Regions from separate parts of the Homo sapiens genome. Here region 2 is linked to region 1. Evidence: read pairs that join two places in POLR2A ChIA-PET (ENCODE). Cell type or tissue: PC-9. All regions are shown on one strand. Links, peaks and the distances in the headings refer to the core of each region. The heading gives the core; the rest is flanking DNA.

What was found. ChIA-PET counts read pairs that join two places held together with the same protein. Peaks named below come from ENCODE experiments on the same cell type or tissue, not always from the same donor. Only the 100,000 strongest peaks of a DNase experiment are listed, where the experiment ranks them.
Region 2: POLR2A ChIA-PET joins it to region 1 with 15 read pairs; 4 of 35 experiments call an interaction of 5 or more read pairs at or near these places.

The regions. Positions count from the first base shown.
Region 1 is chr16:2,393,380-2,396,189 of GRCh38, forward strand. It overlaps the pseudogene ABCA17P. Among named protein-coding and RNA genes, the nearest start is that of CCNF, 35 kb to the right of the region's middle. In PC-9, for the core only: no CTCF peak of the experiment used is centred there; no DNase peak of the experiment used is centred there; H3K27me3 peaks cover 875 bases.
Region 2 is chr16:2,446,977-2,449,786 of GRCh38, forward strand. CCNF (cyclin F) reads left to right here. Exons shown (of 17, transcript NM_001761.3): 11 at 1,879-2,002; 12 at 2,306-2,486. Among named protein-coding and RNA genes, the nearest start is that of MIR6767, 3.0 kb to the left of the region's middle. In PC-9, for the core only: no CTCF peak of the experiment used is centred there; a DNase peak (open chromatin) is centred at 1,145; H3K4me3 peaks cover 358 bases; H3K27ac peaks cover 1,901 bases.

The DNA of each region.
Region 1 (2,810 bases), core at 244-2,743:
ATGATGATGAAAATACAATGTATCAAAAATTTTCAGATGCTACTGAGGCAGTGCTTAGAAATATATAGCTTTTAAAAACTTACATTTGAAAAGAAAAGGGGCTTAAAATCATTTACCTGTTTCCAACGGAAAAGGTAGGAAAAGAAGAGAAAATTAAACCCAGATTATGTGGAAGAGAAGAAATGAAAAATATAGGGGGAGAAAATAATGTAATAAGAAACAAAAAGAAAATTGAGAAAGGCCAAAATGCTAAAAAGCTAAAAAGCAAAAAGTTATTTTAAAAGATTAATAAAATTGATAAATTATATTGATAAACCATTAAATGATAAACCATTAATTCCAAGACCATTAAAGAAAAAAAGAAAATTAACTAGCACCAGTAAGGAAAGTACTGCTATAGTTACAGAGCCTAGAGTTACAAAAAGGATAATAATAAAATATCACATGTAAATAAATTGGACACTTTAGGTAAAATGGACTGATTTCTTAAACAATGCAATTTACCAAAACTTACAAAATGAAGCAGAAAAATCTGAATAACCATATATCTATTCATGAAATTGAATTTGCAATCAAAAGTATTCCCAAAAAGAGAACTCCAGATTCTATGAAACATTGAAGAAAAAAATAATCTCAATCTTTTAGAAAATAGAGAAGGAAACACTTCCCAACTCATTTTAAGGCCAGCACAACCCTGATACCAAAACCTGGAAAAGTCCCTATGACAACAGGAAATTATAGACTAATATCCTCATGGGCATAGACATAAAAGCCTTTAACAAAACACAAGTTGGGGAGTGGACTTATCTGGAGGCTTTGTTCACATGTCTGTGCCTTGGCATGGATTCAGCCTGGTTTCAAGGTAGTGAGGCATCTTACCTGGTGGCTTGGGGCTCCCAAAGAAATCAAGATACCTGAAGGCTTCTTCTACCCAACATCCATTACTTGCATTGCATCCTCTCAGTCAAGCAAGACACTAAGGCCAGCCCAGATAAAAGGGAATTAAAGGCCACCTCTCAGTGGGAAAAGTAGCAAAGAATTTGTAGCTATCATTTATCTACTGTGTTATTCAAGATAAATGAAAACATATGTCCAGACACAGGACACATAGAAGAACATTTATAGCTGCTTTATGCATAAGCATCCTTACACAGGAACAATTCAAATGTCTATCAACAGGAGAATAGATATATTCCTTTTGTTGAATGCTGCTCTGCAATTTACGAGAATGAACTAATGCATGCAACACGGTTTAACCTCAAAAACATGTTACATGGATGAAGCAAGAGATGAAAAGACCATATGATTCCATTTACATGAAGAGCAAGAAGAAGTAAAACTAATGTAAAATTTAGGACATTTGGTTGTCTGAGGGCAAGAGAGGGACTCATCAAAGGGGACATGGGGGCATTTTCTAGGGTGATGGAATGTTCGGTGTCTTGATTAGGGTGATATTACACATTTGTCAAAACTCATCAAACTATACATGTAAGAACAAGATAGTTTACCTAAATTCTGCCTCAATATTTTAAAATGGTTACTGTGATCTTGTTGGCAAGACAGTAGCAATAGCATGAGTACAATTTCAGTAACTGGAAACTGAATGAAGAGCAAGATAGTGAACATACTGAGGGTGTGACTGTTGATCATATTCAGTAAATAGTATTTGCTGAATATTTAACACAGGGGGGCTACTTTGCTAAGCATCTTTACATTTTTCTCAATCCTTACAACTTTTTGAATTAGGTAATATCTGTCTTACAGGTGAGGGAAGATTTGGAAAGGTGAAACAACTAGCTCAAAGTCACAAAACTTGTAAGTGACAGAGTCTAGACTCAAACCCAGCCATGATTAGTTTATAACCATTGTCTGCTCACAGGGACACACACAAAGCCCCTGCAGACCTCGTATAGGCATCTGGCATATGTGTCTGGTTTCTTAAAAGTTGGACACTAGGTTGTGAGAGAATAGAAGCCTTCATTATAGAACATTATGATGGATTTCTTAATATCACAAACAAAAGCCATGATTGTTTTAATTTAAAAAAAATGGAAAGCATGTTTGAGAAAGGTTTTAACATTAGCAGGCTAAAAGAATTATCTCCTTTCCTCGCTTAAATAACAATTAAAACCACTCTCTCTGGAGACGAAAGGCCTGAGCTTGAGTCCTGGCTCTTCTGCTTCTGGCTGTGTGGCCTCAGGGAAGTTTCTTAACTTCTCAGCACTGTCCTCAAAGAGCTGTTGAAAGCATCCACAGACCTTAATACAGAGTTAATAGGTAAAAAACTGTGAAGGGCCCCTGACATTCACATAGTTATAAAGCTAATGACAAAGCTGGTGTTTGAAAAAATACGTTCCTGACTCCAAAGTCCATGCTTTTTCCCCAGTAGAGAGCCAAGGGCAGTGATGAAAGGGATTCACCTTACACCTTTCAGGACTAAAACCATTTCTTTCCTTCCAGGTTTGAATCTCTATTTACTGACTTGGAACTGAGGCAGGTAGAGCTGGGCATCTCCAGCTTTGGGGCCTCTGTCATGACCATGGAGGATGTCTTCATAAGGTAAGCACGTATAAAACTGTAAGACTCCAAGGTTCTTAGGGTTGGAAGGGATCTTAAAGGTCATCTGTCTAAACATTGCCTGATGCTTGAATCTTTTCTGTAGCAACCTCACTGAATGGCCTTCCAGCCTCTGACTAGTACTTCCAATAACAGGGATACCTGAATCTTGGCTCACTGCAGCCTCTGCATCCCAGGTTCAAGCAATTCTCCTGCCTCAGCCTCCTGAGTAGCTGGGGCTACAGGCGCCTGCC
Region 2 (2,810 bases), core at 15-2,514, 53 kb after region 1:
CTGCCACAAGCATCCAGAGCTGTCTTCAGATGCGCTCTTGGGCCTGAATCCAGCGTCCCAGGTCTTCCGACCAGAGACGACTGAGGAGGTCGGGCGGCCGCCTCCCTGGATCTGACTGCACATCCATCACTGCAACCTACGACAAAGCTCCTGGGCCACAACCGGCTGGCAGTGAGAGAATAACTGCTAAAAACGTTTCAGGGAGCTGAGTCCAATTTCTTCCCCAACCACAAGACCTGATTGCAGTGGTCCATATAACTATCACCACAGCTCCCTCAAATCAACTCTGCCTTATTATCTTTTTTTTTTTTTTTTTTAAATCCGGGGACCAGGCACGGTGGCTCACGCCTGTAATCCCAGCACTTTGGGAGGCTGATGTGGGCGGATCGTGAGGTCAGGAGTTCAAGACCAGCCTGGCCAACATGGTGAAACCCTGTCTCTACTAAAGATACAAAAAATTAGCTGGGCGTGGTGGTGCATGCCTGTAATCCCAGCTACTCAGGAGGCTGAGGCAGGAGAATTGCTTGAACCCGAGAGGCAGAGGTTGCAGTGAGCCAAGATTACACCATTGCACTGCAGCCTGGGCAATGGCGCAAGACTCTGTCTCAAAAAAATACAAACAAAATTAGCCAGACGTGGTAGTGGGCGCCTGTAGTCCCATCTACTTGGGAGGCTGAGGCATGAGAATCACTTGAACCTGGGAGGCGGAGGTTGCAGTGAGCTGAGATAGCGCCACTGCACTAATCCAGCCTGGGTGACAGAGGGAAACTCTGTCTCAAAAAAAAAAAGATTTTAAAGGCTGAGCTGCCCCCCACCTCTGCTCTCAGAGGTGCCCTGCCCCCACCAGCCATCTCACACCCCACGCTGGGCTCTCATTGGCCACTGACATCTTGTCTTTTTGGCGTCTGCAGCCCCCACGCTGGCAGGTGTAGTCCCTGCGCCTCTTGTCCTCTTGGTCAAGTGAATGACGCATGCAACCTGCAGAGTCCCCAGGACAGAGCAGCCAAGGGACTTGGCCTCAGTCCAAGGGGAAGGTGCCTTGCGGGGGGCCGCTGGAGCAGCGTGTTCCCTGATAGTTGGCGCTGGTTGACAACAGAGAACAGGGTGACCATCGCCTAGAGACAGTCAGGATTCCTGCGGCCACACAGTGCCGGGCACAGACTTTCCAACAACCCTTGGGCCCTTTGCCTCCAATTCCTAGATCTGGTGACTCACCCACCTTCTGGGTCTATAACATTTCTACCCCACTGATAGAGCTGTCACGTGACAGGCAAATCTCTGTCCTTGGTGTCTTTTAGCAAACTGAATGCTCAGGGCACTTGGGCCTTTTGCAGACATTTGTGAGTCTGCCTAACAGCCTTGCTGCTTTCTGTCTGCCTTGTGGCTCTCATCCCTCTTTCCAGCACTTTCTGACCTCCCCTTTGTTATTATTATGATGATTATTTTTTGAGACAGTGTCTTGCTCTGTCACCCAGGTTGGAATGCAGTGGTGTAATCAAAGCTCACTGCAGCCTCAACTTCCTGGGCTTAAGCAATCCTCCCACCTTAGCGTCCCAAGTAACTGAGACTATAGGCACGTGCCACCATGCTCTGCTAATTTTTTATTTTTTAACTTTTTGAAGAGATAGGGTCTTGCTTTGTTGCCCAGGGTGGTCTCGAACTCCTGGCTGAGCTGTCCTCCTGCCTGGGCCTCCCCTTTTTTAAATGCCCCTTGTCAGCCACAGGCAGCTGGCTCCATTATGAAGCCTCTGTTTGTCACCAAAGCCCAACGCCATGGCTCCCTCCCTACCTTGAGGCCTCCTAAAGCCTTGGGTCCCTCCGCCCCACCCCTGCCCCAGGAAGTGGGCTCCACCCTGAGACCCCTTCTCGGCGTTGCAGGTTTATCAGTAAAGAGATCCTGACCATCCGGGAGGCCGTATGGCTCACGGACAACACTTACAAGTACGAGGACCTGGTGAGAATGATGGGCGAGATCGTCTCCGCCTTGGAAGGGAAGATTCGAGTAAGCAGCGGTTCCATTTTCCTTATTAATCTTCGTTGTCGCTGTGCTGGAGGGTGGGGGTGGGCATTCAGCTTTCCTGCTGTGGGAGGGCCTCATGGACTCAGAGAGCAGCTGTCTCTGCTGTGCCCAAAGCCATGGAGCAGGAGGCCACGGTTGCACCACGTCGCCATCTGCGCTGGTGCGCTACGCGTGCAGCATCGGCGTGAACATCATCCGGGCCAGACCCTGCGCTGGGCCTGCATGCGGCACTGCACCAAGGAGCCCCCGAGCGCTGAGAGCCCACACCCCGTCCCGGCTGTCTAGGTCCCCACTGTGGTGGATTACAAGGAGGTCCTGCTGACGCTAGTCCCTGTGGAGCTGAGAACCCAGCACCTGTGCAGCTTCCTCTGCGAGCTCTCCCTGCTGCACACCAGCCTGTCCGCCTACGCCCCAGCCCGCCTGGCTGCCGCAGCCCTGCTCCTGGCCAGACTGACGCACGGGCAGAGTAAGGAGTGGCCCTTCCCAGGGATGCCTGTGTCGGGGAAGGTGCTGACATAGGAGGAGGCTGTGGGGAGGAAAAGAGTCCAGCATCCATTTGTCCTGGTTACTTCTTGGGGGGTGAGATACAGCACGGCTCCTACCTTCAGTGATGTCCCAGATTTCTGACCATGAGCCTGCACGCCCTATGTATGGGTTTTTTTCAAAACTATTTTAAAAGGATTGCAACCCTGAGCTCCAAGAAACTCCACAGCAGAGCCCACAGAGCTATAGAGCGGGAGTGTTCAGGCGGCTGTCACCACAGCCCCTCCGTCCCCTCCATCCCCTCCGT